Linked DNA regions of Homo sapiens: all the other regions are linked to region 3. Evidence: chromatin loops called from intact Hi-C (ENCODE). Cell type or tissue: Calu3. All regions are shown on one strand.

Evidence for each region. A loop is a pair of places that touch in the nucleus more often than their neighbours do. Peaks named below come from ENCODE experiments on the same cell type or tissue, not always from the same donor. Only the 100,000 strongest peaks of a DNase experiment are listed, where the experiment ranks them.
Region 1: it touches region 3 in a loop (5-fold over the local background); 7 of 110 quality-filtered maps call a loop at or near these places.
Region 2: a loop joins it to region 3, with 2.3 times the contacts of the local background. A loop is called at or near these places in 9 of 110 quality-filtered maps.

What each region holds. Positions count from the first base shown.
Region 1 is chr11:12,723,436-12,725,935 of GRCh38, reverse strand. The region is part of intron 2 of TEAD1 (TEA domain transcription factor 1); the gene reads right to left. Among named protein-coding and RNA genes, the nearest start is that of TEAD1, 50 kb to the right of the region's middle. RefSeq lists a silencer at 1-274. In Calu3, no CTCF peak of the experiment used is centred here; DNase peaks (open chromatin) are centred at 115, 1,085, 1,395 and 1,995.
Region 2 is chr11:12,598,532-12,601,031 of GRCh38, reverse strand. No RefSeq gene overlaps it. Among named protein-coding and RNA genes, the nearest start is that of TEAD1, 75 kb to the left of the region's middle. RefSeq lists an enhancer at 1,216-1,510. In Calu3, a CTCF peak has its summit at 1,345 (motif pointing left); a DNase peak (open chromatin) is centred at 1,351.
Region 3 is chr11:12,801,808-12,804,307 of GRCh38, reverse strand. All of the region lies in intron 3 of TEAD1 (TEA domain transcription factor 1), which reads right to left. Among named protein-coding and RNA genes, the nearest start is that of TEAD1-AS1, 120 kb to the left of the region's middle. In Calu3, no CTCF peak of the experiment used is centred here; a DNase peak (open chromatin) is centred at 1,537.

The DNA of each region.
Region 1 (2,500 bases), 78 kb after region 3:
CATAGTTTCCTCATTTGTAAAATCTCCATGGTTCCTTCTGGCTCTGAAATTCAATAAAACCATGCACAGTGATTTGTGTTGCTTACACCCGGGTGACAGGACTGACTGGGACATATGCACTTAGCCTTCCTGTACAACCAGCTCGACCAGGCATCTGACACAGGAAGGAAAACTTCTTAGACCACAATCTTCAGGGTTTCTTTCTCAGACCACTGCAAACATTTTGCTTTTAAGTCTCCAGAAAGCATCCTGTGAATTTCCTGTTATTCTACTGAACTACAGAAATCTGTATATTCACTCACATATTTTTTAATTTTTTTTTTAACTGATACGTAATACTTTACGTATTTATGAGGTGCATGTGATATTTTGTTACATGCATGGAATATGTAATGATCAAGTCAGGGAATTTAAGGTATCCATCACACTGAGCATTTATCATTATTATGTGTTGGGAACAATTCAAGTCCTTTCTTTTAGTTACTTTGAAATACACAATACGTTGTTGTTAACCATAGTCACTCTAGTCCGCTGTCAAACTCTCACATGACTCTTGAAGAGAATTTATATATTTCTTATGCAGAAAAAGTTTCATTTTGTCCTTAATGAATGAATGTTATAAAGAAATTGTAAGGTCAGGTTTTAGACTCTAAAGTCCAAGGTTTTGTCCCCACTACCTTTCCACCGGCTAGCTGCTTGATCATGGACATTCCATTTAACCTCTGTGCACCTCGATTTCCTCATCCATAAAGTGGGGTAACAATATATCCAATTCAGAGTTGTTTTAATGCCAGAAAGCCTTACACACTGTAAAGGGCCAAACCAACTTTAGTTACTGTGTAAACTATTTCTTCTGAGGCATATCAACAGAGTGACAACACAGCCACCACCAAGCCCAGGCCTGGGGAACTCAAGCAAAGGCCAGAGGAATCCCATGTGTACTCCCAGGCTAAAATCAACCAGGCCCCAGAATCCACAGCCTCATAAAGCAAAGCCCCAGGGCACTGCCCAGGATCAAGGTTAGGGAGCAGCCCCGGAAGCACAGGCCTCGCCAGGTGAACCAGGCACCTGGCCTGGCAGGTGGGGAAGGCTGCCTACTGGAGCACAAAAGACCAGTACAAAGGAGCCAGCCTTCCAAGGAAAGGAGGGGCGAGGAGGAGAGGGCAGGGAGAGGATGGGAATTCCCATCCCAGAGTAGGGCCCCCACTGAGCAGGAGGTTCTGCCCTCAAGACAGGCCAGGGAGCCGGAGAAACAGCCTCACTGGCCTGTTCTTTCCCCTGCAGTGTTTCAAAGGCACCTGAACTTTCCCAAAGGGGTTCTGTCCATTTCAAACAGGAACTAGGCTTGCGTGTGCACGCGCATTTTATGATTTCAGAAGAAAGCACTCGCATTCAGAGGATGAGTCATCAGCACTCCTTGTCAATTTGCCAGCGGCCTGCCCCTCTTCATTACAAACATAAAGATAAAAGCTCTTGCACTACATTAGCTGGCATACGCCTCCACAGACAGTACAAATAAATTAATTGTGCCTCATCTCAAACAGCCCGAGAGGTGTGCGGGAAGGGAAAATGTGATCCATCTTGTTTCATTAACAAATTAAATTGAAATCGAGCCTCGATCATTCTACTTTATGTACATAGACCCAGTTATTCTGCCAATATCGGATTCTCCTACTATGCGCATAGTGGGGCAGCATTACGGAGAGCCCACGAGCTCAATAAACTACGTGCACACCCAAGAGAGTGTGTGTCTTTCTCAGTGTTTGTTGCGGAGGGGACAGTGTGGCCTCAGGGGCCACTGGAAGGCTAGACTTGGGCTTGGCATCACCATGAAGGAGCCTGGGGAATAAGAATCATCTATCAAATGCTGAGCACCACTGCAAAGGGGAATGTGTTTCAATCATTTACCCCAGGCAAATAAACAAACCAGTTCAGTGGCCATGGTATGTATAGGAGAGTAAAAGAGTTTGTCATCAAGCGAACTCTGTCATACTGAGGATGGCGAGCATTCCAGAAAGAACAAACTTATTCAAGACCAACTTGAAAAACAAGTTGGGCTCCCTTGCACCACAAGCCAAGATTACACCCTCAAACACACCTTTCTAAGATTTCGTGGGAGACGTTTGCTTTTGCAAAGCAGTTACAGGCAATGTGTTACAATACTGTGATTTTCTTTATCCTCACTCTGTACTACATAATTTAGGCAACCTACATTTTATAAGTTGAAGGAGCATGACTAAAAGCTGATCCTTTTATGTTTTATCTCCAAAAAGACAACAACAGGGCTTACAGGGGAGGAGGGAAACAGGAAATGGGGGGATGGTAGAGGGAAAGAACAAAGGAGAATCTAAGGAGAAGAGGAAAAGCCCCGCTACTCTCCAAATACCGCCCTATTAACTTATGACCTATAAGGAAGTTAAAATCACGAACAGTTAATCCAACCACAAAATATGTCCAAAGTATTTATTTTACAGATGAATTCTGGGTTTGGTTTTTGTTA
Region 2 (2,500 bases), 200 kb after region 3:
TACCATGTCATAGCCCTTTGCAAAGTGACCTTTAGACCTTGTGTTAATCAGTTTCGGCTCCTACAATAAAGTAACAGACTCGGTGGCTTATAAATGATGGACATTTATTTCTCACAGTTCTGGAGGCTGGAAGTCTGAAATCAAGGTGCCTACATGGTCAGGTTCTGATGAGGGCCCTCTTCTGTGTTGCAGACTGCTGTCTTCTCATTGTGTCTTCACATGGTGGAAAAAAAAAAGCGGTGGGGGGTGCCCTAGAGAGCACTCTGAGGTCCCTTTTATAAGGGCACTAATCCCATCCATGAGGGCTCCACTCTCATGACTGAATCACCTCCCAAAGGTCCCATTTCCTAATACCATTATATTGGGGATTGAGATTTTAACATATGAATTTTGAGACATTCATATGTCATTCAGCTCATTGCAGATCCCAAAACATACAACAAGAAACTTAGAATATAATCATTTGAATAACTTTCAAGTTTGCAAGTAAAAATCTGTTATAAAGGCAATATTATTATTATTACTATTGCTCATTTGAAAATGAGAGTATAGTGGAAATAGAAGAGGGCTTCAGCATACTCTTTGAAGTCAGAAAGATCTGAACAACTAGTAGATTAAAAACCTCGGGTAAGCTACTTTTTATGCCTCAGTTCTTAATCTATAAACTGTACATAGCAAACACTTTGTTCATGTAATTATGGCAAGGATTGAATGAGATAATTTTTGGCAGCATGGCATATGGAAAATAACTGATGAATGGTAACAGACATTATTAAAAAACAAAGGCTCAGGGAAATAGAGACATGTCCAAGTTCTCATAACTAGGGAGGGTCCAGAACAGTCTTGGATCCACCCATGACTTCTGATTCTTGTTCTTTCCACTACACAGTTTTTTTTTTTTTTTTTTTTTTTTTTTTTTTTTAAGATAGGGTCTTACACTGTTGTCCAGGCTGGATGAAGTACAGTGGTGTGATCACGGCTCACTGCAGCCTTAAACTCCTGGGCTCAAGTCATCCTCCTGCGTCAGCCTCCTAAGGTGCTGGGATTACAAGCATGACCCACGGCACCTGGCTCCACTGCATAGCATCTGAATGTAAATTGGGCAGTCAGGGAAGACCCAGACTAGTCTCTCAGCCAGTGAAGGGAGAGTATGGAGATAATTTGTTTCCAGCTCTTTTTACTTAACTGTTGGACAATTTCCCTTTCTCAAACATCCTCCAAATACTGGTGTATTTAGAATGAGACCCTCGCAGGTGCTGACCTAACACCACTTCAAGGTTTTCTACCATAACTAAGACCTCAACGAGTTGTTCGATTTCCCAGAGCTCTCGGCCCAGGCTCCCCCTGGCGGCCGCTGCGGAGAAGCACCCAGTACCAACTGGGCCAGGGAGCCTCCGCGCTCGTGGAGCAGAAGGGTCAAGAGCAGATGGTGGCCGCCATTTGTATTTACTAAGCCCAAGCAGGGCAAACACTTCACAGGAGGCACCCAGCTTGTGACGCAATCCTTCCCCAGGTGGAGGACACACTCACATTCTGCTCTGGGGATTCCAGTACCAAGAGGACAAACAGTGGTAGGGGACAGAGCTTAGGTCCTCTGGGAGGAAAGTGGCTGAGGAATTGGGTGGAGGAGGCCGAAGCCTTTTATGGCCTCTCTAATTCTTAAGTAGTTGGCTCACATCCCTCAGGGCTGGCGTTATAATGGTACCTGCGGTGCTTAGCCAGCTTGGCCTAGGGAACTTTCTCGTCCAATCTGGACTGGGCCCTGAGCTCTGTGCAGCCTGTGTCTATTCTTGGTCACACACTTGAATACTCCAGTTTTTGACTACCCAGTTTCTAATACATTTCAATGGAAGCCTGTGCTGTTTAATCCCCAGGATGCCCCTGTAAGCTAGATTCTTTTATTATCCTCATCTTGGAGATGAGGAGACTGCAATACGGAGATCCTGTGTCTCCTGCTGAGGATCACTCAGCCATGCAATAGAAAAGTTGGCATTGAAGCCTAGATCTGAGAGCTTCAAGGGCTGTTTGCCTTCCACCAGGCTATCCTGCACTGAACACAGTAATTATTTGTTACCTATAGACATGACCAATCATAGAACTGAAGAAAAAACCTGGAGTCAAAGCAGAAGGGAGAAACCTAATTATTCACAATTCTACTTGTGTCTTCCTTCCTTCCTTCCTATCCCTCTCCCTCCCTATGGTTTGTTCTACAAGCTTTCCTTTTATCAAAGAATCACTGCCAAGCCGCAGCTTCCTGTGTTTTGTCTTATTACTCAGAGAAGAAAGTAGTGTCTGCTGGCTTGATCTGTAACTCGGGCCGTAATTACTTCTGAACTGTTAGGGTTCAGAGGGCTGGCTAAAGATCTCCAAGAAATATCAGAACCTTCTGATTCTGTCATCTCTTGGGTGGAACTTAGAGACAAGTAACGTTATTGGAGCACTATTAAGTATCATATTCTGATTTATAGATAGATATTCTAAGGGGTATGTGTCTGTGTGT
Region 3 (2,500 bases):
AAAGCCATACTTCTCTGCCCATATTAAGGGGAGTTCAATGCTCAAGAATGGTCTGCTGAATGCATTCAAAGCCGTATTTTGCAAGCTGGGAAAGCACTTGCTCCCATAAAGTTTCCTTAAAAAGGTCTGAAGAATGGAAATATCACAAAGCACAGTCTTTCCAAGTTAATACTTCAAAGAGAATTACATTTGTTTGGGTAAATAAGCTCTGGCACACGTGCCTCAAAATTAAATTCTACTATTTTATCACTGGACCTAAGCTTCATGATTTCCTGAGACATACTTAGGCATCTAATTACACATGTACACCACCAAATTCTAACTAACCTCCTTAGCAAAAGTCTCCCAGAGCCCTGCAATCTGTGATACGTACCGCCTAACTCCACCACCAAATCCACAACGCTGCTTCAGGACAAGTGTTGGCGTCCTATAAACCAACAGGTCTAGATTAGAATTCCACAACCTTGGGCAGGCAACGACTCCTTGGAACCCCAGTTTCCCATCTTTAAAATACTTAATAGGGCCTCGTTAGCAGGTTTGCTGTGAAGGATACAGGAGACCTCATTTTGTGAAAGTCTGGCTCAGCAACTGAAATGTGGTAGGCATTCAGGAAATGCAGTCTTCTTTCCCATCTGCCTCCTGTCTTCCCATTGCAGATGTGAGATAAAAAGCTCCTAAGCGTCCCAGCACGGAGAGCCACACAGCTGGCGCCATGAGCCACACAGCAGGCACAGAGGGCCACACAGCTGGCATGGAGGGCCACACAGACTGCACTCAGTCCATGAAAGCTATGAAAATTATCTTCATTGCATGGCTTATAAAAAAGCTACAGTTTCCTTTCCTATTTTACCAACAAGCCACCTGAAGTTGCCTTCTTCCCACAAACAATGAACTTAAACCAAGAAAGAGAAGCCTTTCCTCATTATGCCTAAAAACAAAGCTGCTCTGACTAATTCACATTCAGACTCATAATCCTTCATCCAAGGGCCTTTGCAAATGCCAAGACCCTCAGGGAAGCAAAATTTCCTCGAATGTACAGGGGCTGAGAACACTCGGGGTTTCAAGATGACTAATCATGGAAATGTACTATAAACAGGGAATATTAAAGAGCTTAGAAAGCCTCTCGGGGAAAGGGGGGAAAAATCCTCACAATTCAGGGCTTGGTGGAGAGAACAGCAGTTTTATGGCAAAACAAAAAAAAAAAATACAGGTGAAAATGTTAGGCAGGCGCAACTTCTGTTTTCCCAGAATCCAGGGCCCGGGTTGGGCTGGGTAGAGAGAAGTCTCCTCGGCTTCTTGCTACCATGGTGTTTTTTTCTATCTTGACAATTCACTTCCCCAACAGGCATGCCGCCAACTCAAATGAGACTCAGAGCAGTGAAAAGCCCTTCAGGTAAACAGTGTGATAAGCTAAACTGAAAAACTAGACAATGTTTTTGGACTATGAGGGTGTTGCTATGGAGACAGTTGCTAATTAACTGCTTTCAACCAGGAGAACAAAGGGCTCGGGGCAAGCAGGCCTCGGTATCTCCGAGTGAGCAATGCTTCCAGCCTTGCGCAATCGGCACATCGCTCATATCTGGAATACCTGAGACCCGGTCGGGTCGGCCACATGCCTGAAGAAATGACAAAAGTGTGTTTTCTTCATCTTGACCTGGATTCATAACACCTGGCCACCAGAACCTCTCAGGGAAGGAAGCAAGTGGCACAGGGAATGCAGATTCACAGGAAGCAAGGCCCCTCCACCACCAGTCAGGCACTTTCCTAAATAGTGTTTTGTCAAACACTATCTGTGAAGGGTCGGGCGGCGGTGAGATGGGGGGAACATGTAATTGTTTTAAACTATATATTTTACTTTATGGGCTTTAAGTTCAAAGGGCAGAGATAAATCTCCCCTTCTTCAGGATTCAACTTCCTCGGGTTAAAAAAAAAGTGACTGGATTTTTCTCAAAAAGAAATAATAAAACCCATCATTATTCCATATTTCGAAGTCCCACACACATTGTGGTCACTCAAAAAGTAATAACAAAAAAGTTAATTGTAATCTGACTTATCACATGAATTTTTCTCCTCCAACCTCATCCCAGGCTGACTTGGCTGGTTCAGATGTGGTCTCATCTTAGAGGCTAAGTAGGTGCCCTGAGGCTGAAATGCTCTGTTCTGAATGGGTAACCTTTGAGCTATATCTAGTTCAAACCAAAGATCTATATTCCCTTCACAAATACTTAAACTCAAGTGTGAAATGTGAACAGGGCTTGGCATAACCACCTCAAGTGACTCAAAAATCTAGTGAGGGCTCTGTCTCATTCCACAGTGACCTGAAGGTGCCCATTTCAGCCCTCAGTCTAATTATATTAAACATATCTACATTAAGCCAAACTCAACCAAGCTATTGTGTGATACATTCTGCCTCCCCACAACAAAATCAAGTGATTTCCTTTTTTTACACTCTTAAGAATCACCAATCAATACAGCCTGTGGGCAACCCACCTTCATCATC